2 separate regions of the Homo sapiens genome follow, and region 2 is linked to region 1. The links are chromatin loops, found by intact Hi-C in ENCODE. Cell type or tissue: endothelial cell of umbilical vein. All regions are shown on one strand. Each heading gives the region's core, and the rest is flanking DNA. Links, peaks and the distances in the headings are about the cores only.

The links. A loop is a pair of places that touch in the nucleus more often than their neighbours do. Peaks named below come from ENCODE experiments on the same cell type or tissue, not always from the same donor. Only the 100,000 strongest peaks of a DNase experiment are listed, where the experiment ranks them.
Region 2: it touches region 1 in a loop (9-fold over the local background); 2 of 110 quality-filtered maps call a loop at or near these places.

Annotation. Positions count from the first base shown.
Region 1 is chr10:64,871,795-64,874,726 of GRCh38, forward strand. The region is part of intron 2 of LOC105378336 (a long non-coding RNA gene); the gene reads left to right. Among named protein-coding and RNA genes, the nearest start is that of LINC02671, 51 kb to the right of the region's middle. In endothelial cell of umbilical vein, for the core only: no CTCF peak of the experiment used is centred there; a DNase peak (open chromatin) is centred at 1,507; H3K27ac peaks cover 2,058 bases.
Region 2 is chr10:65,340,054-65,342,985 of GRCh38, forward strand. No RefSeq gene overlaps it. Among named protein-coding and RNA genes, the nearest start is that of LINC01515, 230 kb to the right of the region's middle. In endothelial cell of umbilical vein, for the core only: no CTCF peak of the experiment used is centred there; DNase peaks (open chromatin) are centred at 548, 1,698 and 2,408; H3K27ac peaks cover 2,500 bases.

The DNA.
Region 1 (2,932 bases), core at 302-2,801:
ACAAAGGACTAATATCCAAAACCTACAAGAAAATCAAGCAACTCATTAAGAAAAACCCTGATAACCCCATTAAAAAGTGGGAAGAAGGCCGAGCTTGGTGGCTTACGCCTGTAATCCGAGCACTTTGGGAGGCCGAGGTGGGCAGATGACTTGAGGTCAGGAGTTCAAGACCAGCTTGGCCAACATGGTGAAACCCCATCTCAAGTAAAAACACAAAAATTAGCCAGGCATGGTGGTGGGCACCTGTAATCCCAGCTACTCGGGAGGTAGAGGCAGGAGAATCACTTGAACCCAGGAGGTGGAGGTTGGAGTGAGCCAAGATCATGCCACTGCACTCTAGCCTGGGCAACAGAGGAAGACTCCACCTCAAAAAAAAAAAGTGGGAAGAGGATATGTATGAGCAGACATTTCCCAAAAGAATGCATACAAGTGCTAACAAACGTAGGAAAAAATGTTCAAAGTCATTAATCATCAGAGAAATTAAAATTAAAACCACATTTAGATACCATCTCACACCAGTCAGGATGGCTACTATAAAAATAGTCAAAAAACAAAAAACAAACAGATATTGGCAAGGAAGTGAAGGAAAGGGAATGCTTATACACTGTTGGTGGGAATGTAAATTAGTATATCCTCTGTGGAAAACAGTGTGACTTCTTAAAGCACTAAAAATAAAATTATCTTTCCATACAGAAATCCCACTACTGGATGTCTATCTAAAGGAAAAGAAATCATTATATTAAAAAGATACCTGCACTTATATGTTTATTTCAGCACTCTTAACAATAGCAAAGTTAGAGAATGAACCTAACTGTCTATCAGTGGATGACTGGATAAAGAAAATGTAGTATATATATATACCATGGAATACTACACAACCTAAAAAAGAATGAAATCATGCTTTTTCAGTAACATGGATGGAAATGAAGGACATTATTTTATGTAAAATAACTCGGAAAATTGACTGCTGGATGTTCTCACTCCCAAGTGGGAGCTAAGCAGTGGGTACACATGAACATACAGAGGGGAATAGTAGATACTGGGGACTCATAAAGGGGGTAAGGTAGAGGGATGAGAGTTGAAAAATTACCTGTTGGGTAAAATGTTCATTATTCAGGTGATGGGCACACCAAAATCCCAACTTCACCACTGTGCAATATATTCATGTAACAAAACTGCACATGTACCACCTGAATATATAAAAATAAAAATTAAGAAAAAAACCTTTTTTGAGGATTCTTGGAAGAAAATAAATATGTCATATTAATTCAATTGCTTATTTTTGAGGGATTAAAAAATAGTCTTGTAAGTGTATCGGACATTTGCTGAATTCATCAGAGTTAATAACCAAGGTACATTGACAATTATAGTGCTTGCATTTTGGTCTCTTTTGTACTTTTTTGAAAATTTTGATCATGATTGTTTTTTTAACAGCATGTCACTGATGATTATGTTCTTGCAGCTTCCTGCTTTATTTATACGTGGAAGTGACTCAGAAGCAATGTGGAAAGTAAAGAAAATAAGCAAACATTAGATAATTTCTCTCTTCTGCTTCTTTATCAATATTTTTTTCAGAGTTTCCTCTGTGACTGATGATGATTAATCTAACTTTACTCGGTCTGTTTTACTGACTCTTTATTATCACATCTCTTTCTACAACCAAATATTAACTAGAGAAAAATATGTATTAGGAGAAAATATCATCTGAATTGTGGAGGATCTTTAGTTATCCTAGTTTTACTATGCCATCGGATACTTGTTTCCTTTTCTGTGACCCAATGGTTAGAAAGAACTGTTTGTATAATTACCTAATTTCACAGGCACATCCAGTTCAAAATAATGACAAGTAAATACAGTTATTTATTTTTGGCCAATCACATAAAGTAATAGAGAGCTATATAAATTTGTCTTTTTTACTTACTGCTGTGTCACCAAGGCTCAGTACAGTACCTACATTAGTCAGGAATATTTGCTAAATAAAATCATGGCTGAATGAGTGAAAATAAACAGATGGGGAAATTGTCACACTCAATGCTGTTAAATGAATACTCTATTCAGCTTGGATTATTCACCAGGGTTGCCACTGATTCTGTTCTGCGGCGAGCGGCTATAATACATGCAAAAAAACAAAACAAACAAAAAACACCCAAGGGTCAAGGGAGCTGAAAGTCCAAAGAAAGAGGCTGACAAATCCAGTTTCTCTGAAACTACTTACTAGAGACTTACAAAAAGAAGTGATGTCTCAGGTGGCTGCAAGATGGTGGATCCCTGCACCAGCTCTCCAGAAAATACCTTTTACATAGCAAGGTTTTAGGGTAAAACACGTGCAGCTGGTTGGTCACGTCTCAGGCTTTTTTGCCAAAACTTGTGACCACTGGGAATGTTAGATATGCATCTTTGTGAGGAGTTATTTATGCTGTGGGCATTGTTTTAAGACTTTGCTGCAGAACACTTTGGTATGCAGGAGTCAAACATTGGTCATCATGGCAGTTTTGCTTCAAGATGGCATAATTCTTGCCAGGCAACAGGCTGTATTCTTGCATTTTCTCTTTCCCTATTGTCACATTGTTCTACAACAGGGTTTCTCAATGTCAGTACTAGTGATGATTTGGGCTGGATAATTCTTTGTTGGCATGGTGGAGAGATGGGTAGTTTTGTGCATTGTAGAATGTCTTGCAGCATCCTTGGCCTCTGTCTTCAAAGAGTCAGTAGTATACCCCTCCAGCTGTGACAATGAAAAATGTATCCCAACATTATCAGTTATCCTCTGGAATGCACAATGTCCCTGGTTAACCAGAGAGATGACCCAATTAGGGCTTGAGTTTCTGTGATTCACTAGTAACAACCCAAAGACTGCTCACACGAAGTTTCTCCATCTTGTGTTTGAAGCAGCATCAGTTAGCATCCTTTCATTATGTTCTTAGTAATTTGG
Region 2 (2,932 bases), core at 168-2,667, 470 kb after region 1:
AAAACTCTCCTCCTTTCTCTATTCCTGTCTATATCCTTTAAAGGCCTTGACATTTCCCTTCTTCCTTTCTGGCACATCAAGCATCATTTCTTCAGCTTGGATATTCACAATGGCAGGAAGAGGAATTGTGTTTAGTTTCTTCTGGTAACCTTACAATTTGCCCAGAGGCTAAGGGACACATATGGTCTGGAAACTGTAGCAACTTTATTAGAAGAAGTGGAGGAGAAGCAGTGATATCAATAAATTATCGTATCAAAACTTTCCATGGCTTCCTTTATTATTTTATTTAGGGCTGCCATGGTTCTCTTTATCTGTTGCTTACTGAGGAGAACATGCTATTTTCTGCTGATTAGGCTCACATAATAGAATGGATAATACAATTGTTTAGTAGGTGGTAAGATTTAGTGGAAAGAACACAAGGTATAAAATCATATGTGCTATGTTTGCATTCCAGTTTACGCATCTATTAGCTGTGTTAGCTTTAAAATAATACTTAAATGAGTCATAATTCTTCATTTGTGGAATAGTGAAAACAATTCCAGAATTATGGTGATTTTGTGAGAACTTGGTAGGCATCCAGTATTTCCTATCTTTCCTGTATTTCTTTCCATCTACTTCAAATTTGAGGTAGTTAATAGCATGGACTCAGTATAACTGATTAGAGCAAAATGTGATTGTAGTTTGTTGTTGCTTTGTTATTATTATTATAATTCTGCTCCATATATCTTCCAGTGCTGAACTTCCCAATTCAAACCAAACAAAATATAGTAAAACCTGAGACCATGCTTAGTTAACAAAAAGTTAAAAACTAAAAGTCTTACTGTCCTATGTAATAATGCCTGAAGCATGGCTTAAGCCAAGTTTAAAAGATGTGAACCTTATCTCCTAAGATTCAATAAATGTATTTCGTTTTGTTAGTGAAAAATTTCCTTCAGGTTTAGGTCAGAATTTCTCTAAAATAAAATAGCAACATATCTATACTTTGTCACTATTCTCAGTAAACCATTAGAGCTGCATTATGGCAATCTTGTAAAATTTATGCCCTTCTTAAAATTCCTTTCACATTTATTTTAAGACTACAAAGTCAAGGATGTCTGCTCACACTGGGACTTCCCAGATCTATATTACTAACCAGAGGGATAGGAGAAACTCTACTGTTTTCTTAATTGGGCTCCTTCCAGGTTTCCCACTCACTTATATTTCTTTGCCTCTATTTCCAAAGTGAAAACAGTTCTACCTCATTCCATTTTCTCTATTCCAGGTATAGGTTCACTCCTCCCAGGTTTAATAGTCTTATTCCGAGCACTGCAACTTTTTCATTCCTTCCTCTTGAAGTGTCAGCTTTTGTTTAACCCATTGGTGATGCTTCAATAACATTACCCAGAAGTGGCAACGCAAAGAGAAAAATGGAACAGATGCTGTGTGCATTATCACCAGAGAGCACAGAGGAGAACTGACTGTAGTTGATAACTCTTGATGGGGTAATTGAGCTATCTGTGGTGGATCCTCCGGAATTTATTATTTTCTTAACCACAGAAAAGTGGTATTTACTCTCAGCCTTGAGCATTTGAATGGTTGAATTGTTATCCTGAGATTATGTCCAGAGTTGCTAACAATTGGACCTCTGATTATAGACCTTCCTTTAAAACACATACACAGGCCTGCGATGAAGATTTAATCTGAAATGACTCAGAGGGTGAACTTCCTTTTCTGAAAAAATGTTTCAGTAGCAGCTGTGTTTTCTGGCATCAATCCTACCAAAATGCTGACCTAGCTTGACCCTGGAAGTCCCTTTTAGAAACATAGTTTTGGAGATATCTTTCTTAATAGCAAATTTACTTTGTTAGGGTCCAGTAAGCTATCTCCATATACTAGTAAAGCCTCATTGTTTTGATTCATTCTACTTTCTAAATTTTAGTAATTTAATGACAAGGATTAAAATTATCTAAAAGTTGTAATAGGTAAAAAATTCAAAAAGGGAAAGTGTAATTATGACCAAGATTGATGTTTAGTTTATATACACTAGGATGACTGTATTGATTGTGAAGATGCTAAAGTGTTTTATATTTTTGGTCATATTCTCAAATGTTCAGAGTTTCTCTCACTCTATCCATTGCCCTGGCTCTCCTGGAAATTAATGTTGAATCCCTGAGCCTCCACACAGGGGTTTTATAGAATCCTGTTCCAGTTATGTCTGCTGTTGGTTTTTATTGGTGGTTTTCCTGCTAGGAAAAGTCCACCTTTCAGGTACCACAGCTGGCTCTTACACACCTTTGTCCCATGTGTGTGAGTCAGTCAGCTTACCATGGCTCTTTAACACCTGTTCTCATTAATCTCCATAGTCAGAGTAAGCCCAGATACAAGAAAAGGAAATGTCTTTCATGATGATAATGCCATCACATCAGAGAGAAAATTCTCAGTTTCCTTTTGCGTGCCCACAGACAATGGCCCTATGTTATTAGACAGATTCATTTGCAGTCACTGTCATTACCACTAATCAAACTGCAGCATACACAGGACTTGCCTTAAGGAAGACTGAGAATGAAGTCATAGACAGTACAGTAATGAAGAACAAATTGAGCATTAATCAGGTACAGTGGACTCTTATAAAGAGGGTTTATAAGCAACAGCAAAAGGATGTGAGTAGCGGACAGGGATTTTGGGGTTGTGGGGGGCAGGAAAATACCAATGGTTTGAGTATCTCTTTCTACTGTGAGAGTTGAATTTTATTGTTATTTAGTGGGACAGTTTATTAAAACCAGTGGAATTCCTGCACATTGTGGGCATTGAAACAGCTTAATTATTAAATGTGAATGATAATGCTTATATACTGTTCAATCTATGTTGCACACAATTCTAATAAATATTTAGCCCTATTAATTCTATAATTTTCACTATGATCCTCATTATACTGATAATAAACTTAGGTCCA